2 separate regions of the Homo sapiens genome follow, and region 2 is linked to region 1. Evidence: chromatin loops called from intact Hi-C (ENCODE). Cell type or tissue: Caco-2. All regions are shown on one strand. Links, peaks and the distances in the headings refer to the core of each region. The heading gives the core; the rest is flanking DNA. Region 1 has its middle 44 kb from the start of LINC03141. Region 2 has its middle 20 kb from the start of LINC03141.

Region 1 (2,905 bases), core at 262-2,761:
TTACAGGCACCTGCCACAACACCCAGCTAACTTTTGTATTTTTAATAGATACAGGGTTTCACCATGTTGGCCAGAAATGGGTCTCAATCTCTTGACCTCCGATCTGCCTGCCTCGGCCTCCCAAAGTGCTGGGATTACAGACGTGAGTCACTGCACCAGCCGGCACTAAACTTTTAATAACAGTACCACGCAAGGAAAGAATGCAAGCTGCTTCACTTCTTGATATCAAGTGACTTGAAAAGTCCCTGAATAATCTTATAGATGAAGTCGGGCCATGGGGGAAAGGTGGGTGGGAGGAAGGGAGCTAGCAACCTGCCCTAACTATGGTTTTACTTACTCAAGATGAGACCAGGAGATTTAGAAATGAGCTTGAGCTTAGTCTCAAAGACTTGCCTTTGTAGCATGACTAAAACACAGCTCTCCATTCACATGTCCTGCTTTCCCTTCGAAGCTGGGTGACCCTGCCTTTTTGATTTTGCAATGTGTGCCATCTCCTCCCTTCTCTTTTCTGAAAATATTGCACAGCCAAATTTATTTGCATTTGAAATGAAAGGAATTTGGAAGAATTTTGAAAAGAATATCATGACACCTTTTTAATGAACTGGAAGCCTATTTTGAAAGTCTTAAGAATAGCTGGGGCATCTTTCTCTCAGACTTTACATGGTGGCCGATTGATCCCTGGTACCCGTTCTTCAGTCTCCCACAGTGATGTGCATAAACACCTTTGCCATGGCCTGCTGGTGGGCAGCGTGTACTGCCCTGCCCTGGGCTTTGGGTCTGGCATAGGACTTTCTTTGGACAACAATCTGTGAGAAGAAAGGACAAGAGCAAAATTTTCAATATGCTCAGCTGGCGGGTCTTGCCCTCTTGTGCACCCATCCTTTGCTCTGGGATGAATTTTCCCTGGGAAGCCTGTAGCCCCAGCAGGATGAGACATAGAGCAGACCAGAAACCAATCCATAGCTTGCAGCCAAGCCCAGCTGAGCCTACCCTGGGTCAGCCAACCCCTGGATGACCCACTGGTTGATACCTGAGCTAGGAGGAAATGCTTATAGTTGTATGCTGTTGAATGTTGGGGTGGCTGTTCTCATAGCACCATTGTGGTATGGCTAACTGATATGCATAGGATAGTCGCTATATATGGAAACTACGGGATGCTTGATAAAATGGGCAATTAATCAACATTAAACAGTAAACTCGTAGGAGATCTAGGTTGGTGGTAACATTAAGTCTTGCATTTTCCTGGGGCCCAATTGCAAATATTTGGACCCATTTTCTTCTAAGGGACAGTCCCATCCAGGAATAAGTGGATTGAAGAATGTGGATGCCATAACACTGGAAGCTGCCCACTCACCTGGTGTCCTGGGAATTTGCTCAGACTCTCTGTGTTGGTGAAGAAGCCCCACAGAGCACACCCTGATCAGCAGGCAAGCCAATGCAGGCTTTTCCGTGCAGGGGGATCTGCTGTGGCTCACCCACGGCCTCTAACAATTTGGGGAATCTAAAGCATGGGCTGCTTTTCTGGCGGCTCCAACCCGGCTGACACAGCCATCCGGCTAAGGAGATTAAGCAGGCTTTATTTACAGTAGCCTTCTAGTGACAGCAGCATCCACCACACCCAGGTAGAGCCTGGGAAGAATGAAAGTACATTCTTCTCTTGTCACTGGTGAATGCTGGGGCAAAGGCTACATCCACCACAGAGATAATCTAGACAGGTATCCGGGAGGCCTGCCTGGGGACTGTCCCGACACACTGCCAGTCAGCATCGTGGAAAGACTGACACCAGGGCAGGGCCTCAAGCATGATGGTGGTGAGTGCCCGGACAGGGTCTTATGTCCAGGAAGTCCGGCAGCACCTGCACAGGTTTAGCACAGGAAGGGGACGCAATGGCCATTTGCTGCATGAATGAATGGGGACAACCAATGCCTAGCCCCATTGCCTGTGTGTCCCATTGCTTCTCCAGTCTTCATTTCTGGAATAAAAAAAAAATTCAAAAATAATGAGTATTTTATAAACACGAGCATTAATAAAAATGGTTATTATGTTGATAAGCAAGAGCAATACAATACCTCTTAGATGTTGACTTTTCCCTCAAAGTGTTTGAGTGGTCAGAAATAATTTTTTTTTTCTTTTGAGACAGAGTCTCCTCTGTTGCCCAGGCTGGAGTGCAGTGGCACGATCTCGGCTCACTGCAAGCTCTGTCTCCCGGGTTCATACCATTCTCCTGCCCCAGCCTCCCGAGCAGCTGGGATTACAGGAGCCCGCCACTAATTTTTTTTTTTTTTTGTATTTTTAGTAGAGATGGGGTTTCACCGTGTTAGCCAGGATGGTCTCAATCTCCTGACCTCATGATCTGCCCACCTCAGCCTCCCAAAGTGCTGGGATTACAGGCGTGAGCCACCGCGCCCGGCCTAGAAAGAAATTATACTCCCTGTTCTCCCACCGCAAGCCTTGCACTTGGGTGTACACACCCATACACAGGTACGTGCACACACATCTGGAAAGATGGTACGAGATTGTGATAAGAACACAATCTCTGTAGTCAGACCCTTTGGGCTCAGGTCCCAGGTCTGCCATTTATGAACAGGATGACCTTGGACAAGTTACTTCACCTTTCTGAACTGCAATTTTCTTATAGGTAAGATGGGATGATAATAGCCCCCACCTCACAGAGCTTGTTGTGAGGATCAATGAGGATAATGTAAAGTGTCATAAAAAATGGAAAGGGGTACTGCTACCAATAGAGCAGCTGGGAGTTAGGTGAACATGAATATTTTGAGTTTGCTCTGCCCGGGAGTCAGTGAAGACAGGAAAAGAACATGTGTGCATTCCTACTCTGCACAGACAGGGATTGATGGATGATGCTGTCGCTGGAAATATTTCTGTAGAGTAAGTTGCTAAACTT
Region 2 (2,905 bases), core at 208-2,707, 64 kb before region 1:
AGTGTCAGAGTTGTAAGGGACTTTAAGAGGTCAATTAGCTTAATCCCTCATCCTGCTGCAGATGAAAAGGAGACTGAGAATAGGCAAGTGACTTGCCCAAGGTCACACCCCTGTGTTAGCAGCACAGTGCAATGCTCTTTTTTACCAAACCACACTTCTCACACACAGAAGTAGCCAGTGCTCCAATGGTCTCTTGATTCAGAGCGCTCTAAGAGTTTCACTCTGCCTGGATTTCAAAGCCCTTCAAAGGAGGGAGGGTGGTGCCTGCCTTATCTTTCAAAGATTCCCAAGCGCAGAGATTCTATGGCATCTCTCTGGTCAACTCTTTTTTTTTTTTTTTTTTTTTTTTTTAGACGGAGTCTCACTCTTGTTGCCCATGTTGGAGTGCAATGGTGCAACCTCGGCTCACTGCAACCTCCGCCTCCCAGGTTCAAACGATTCTCCTGCCTCAGCCTTCCGAGTAGCTGGGATTACAGGCAGTTGCCACCACGCCCGGCTAATGTTTTGTATTTTTAATAGAGACGGGGTTTCACCATGTTGGCCAAGCTGGTCTCGAACTCCTGACCTCAGGTGATCCACCCACCTCGGCCTCCCAAAGTGCTGGGATTACAGGAACGAGTCACCGCACCCAGCCTCCGGTCAACTCATAATTTGCTGCCACAGTCGGCTAATCTGGTCTTCACAGTATTGTATCCCCATTACCAAGAGTGCCTAAGCTATTAACCCACCAGTAACAGGTGCCAAATTGCCTCTTCTTCTGCACAAGATGTTCGTTTAAAATCAAATTGCACATAAACCCCTCCAGTCCCAACTCACTTCCCTCAGCCCTCGGCCTTTTTTGGTCTTCTTTCCCCTTGGTGCTCCCAATCCTGCCTACTGGGCGTCTCTAAGATGACGTTGGGAGGGGAAGCTGGGTGGCCTGGGGGAGCAGCTATGGAGTTGTGCAGGAGCAGGCGGGCAAGTCACAGGGCTTTATCCACCCCGCGCCCACAGGCCCCAGGAAGGGGTACCGCGATCGCCTGATGTCACTACACTCATGGACTCTTCCAGACCGGCTCTCTCATCTTACAGATGGGGAAACTGAGGCCGGGAGTGCAGAAGGGGCTTGCCCAAGCACGTTAGTAAGACTAAGCTGGGAGAACACGCCAAGTTTCCACACTCCCAGGCCAGCTCACTTCCTCTACTGTCCGCCTTCCCCTTCGCCCATGAGGAAACTGAAGCTTAGGGAGGTGGAGAGATGACCTAGAACCGCTCGGCTTCCCCAGGCCGGGTCCAGGAGCAGAAGCGCGGAGAGAGGGGAGAAAGGGAGGCCGGGACCGGGCACAACTCCAGGGGGCACTGCTCGCCCCGCGGTCTACGTGCCCCCCGGCCCTTTGTGCCCTGCTGAAGTTGGGGAGAGGGCGCAGGGAAGAAAGGGCAGGTGCCCTGACCCTCCAGAAAACCAGCCCCTCGGGGCCGCCCAGAGTCGGGGAGGCCTGGCCCCCGGCACTGCCCACGGCCTCTCCTCCGGGGAGACGGGGTCCGAATGCCTTTCCCCATTCAGCGGGATTATCCCTTTTGAATTGTTTAAAAAAAAAAAAAAAAAGCTGCAGCTAGCGAACCCTGCCTGACAACACCGAAGGAATTTTTCCCAGGGATCGGCCGAAAGCTGACTCACATTTAAAGGCTTGCCCGAAGTGGTCATGCCCCTCTGAGCAAATACCACAGGCATGCGAGCACGCGTCCGCGGCCTCCTGGCGGCGCGGCCTCCGGGCGCGGCCGGCGATTGGAGCAGCGCAGCGCCCCTTCTCCCCCGCGCAGCCAATCGCAGCGCCGCGCCTCTGGGTTGCTAGCCGGGCCGCCGGGCGCGGGGAGGCGCGGGCGGGGAGTTGTCCCTGCTCGTTTCCCGGCCCCGGGCGGGGGCGCGGCGGGCGGGCGGGAGGCTCAGGCAGTGGGTTTCGGCAAGTATGGCCCTGGAGGGAAAGCCAAGGAAAGGGCTGAGCCACCTACGCCGCAGGCCCTTTGAGCCCCGCGGTCCCCCTCCGGAATGTGCGCGGCGGCGAGAGGCGCTCGGCCTGGGCCCGGCTTGGAGGCGCATTGCTGCGCATCTTCCCCGGACCGCAGGAGCCTGGCCTGCGAGCCACCCTCGCCTGCCTCAAAACTCCGACGCCCGGCAGTCATCTCCTGGCCACTCCACCATTGCAGAAGGCAGCGGGGGGAGGGGGGCACGGGCTCATAAATCGCGGAAGAGCAGTCAGAGACCCTAGTTCACAGCTACATTACAACCAGATTAACGTGCGATCCTGGCCAAGGCTTCTCACAATTGTAGTTCTGGTGTTTTGGGGTTTTTTTCTCGTGTTTCAAATGAGAGGTTTGAGCAGGATCATTAGAGTCCTTGGCGCTAAGATTCAGGTTCTTGTAAGAACCGAGATCCAGTTCTTATACTTCAGCCCCAAACGATTTTCCACGCAGCGGCCCAAGTGCTTTTCTCAACATGTAAATGGCATCATGTCATTCCCCCACCTTAGTACCTCTGAGCATCTCTGTCCCTCTCCATCCAGCTTTATCCCAGTGGTCTTTCTGGGCTGCTTGAAATTACTGCCCCTCTCCCCCAGCTTTTTCCTGCCTCAGGCCTTTGCGCGTGCTGTTTCCTTCACTATCTCTTGGCCAATTCCTAACTCATCCTTCAGGTCTCCGCATAAATGGCATTTTACTAGTGAAGCCTTCCCTGTGCCCCAATCTGAATGAGGTCCCACTGCTACTCCCACGTGACACCCTGCGGTTTTCCATCATGCCTATGTTAAAAGCTGTAATTTTCTAATTTTATTTGCTTACTATCTCTTCCACTAGAAAGGACAGAGGCCACTTCTATTTTGTACCCCATCAGAACAGTTAAATTATCCCCAGGTAAGTAAAGAATTATCAT

Evidence for each region. Peaks named below come from ENCODE experiments on the same cell type or tissue, not always from the same donor. Only the 100,000 strongest peaks of a DNase experiment are listed, where the experiment ranks them.
Region 2: a loop joins it to region 1, with 7 times the contacts of the local background. A loop is called at or near these places in 7 of 110 quality-filtered maps.

The regions. Positions count from the first base shown.
Region 1 is chr12:3,966,639-3,969,543 of GRCh38, reverse strand. No RefSeq gene overlaps it. Among named protein-coding and RNA genes, the nearest start is that of LINC03141, 44 kb to the left of the region's middle. In Caco-2, for the core only: no CTCF peak of the experiment used is centred there; DNase peaks (open chromatin) are centred at 959 and 1,693.
Region 2 is chr12:4,030,267-4,033,171 of GRCh38, reverse strand. No RefSeq gene overlaps it. Among named protein-coding and RNA genes, the nearest start is that of LINC03141, 20 kb to the right of the region's middle. RefSeq lists a silencer at 1,771-2,010. In Caco-2, for the core only: no CTCF peak of the experiment used is centred there; DNase peaks (open chromatin) are centred at 259, 936, 1,217 and 1,681; H3K4me3 peaks cover 929 bases.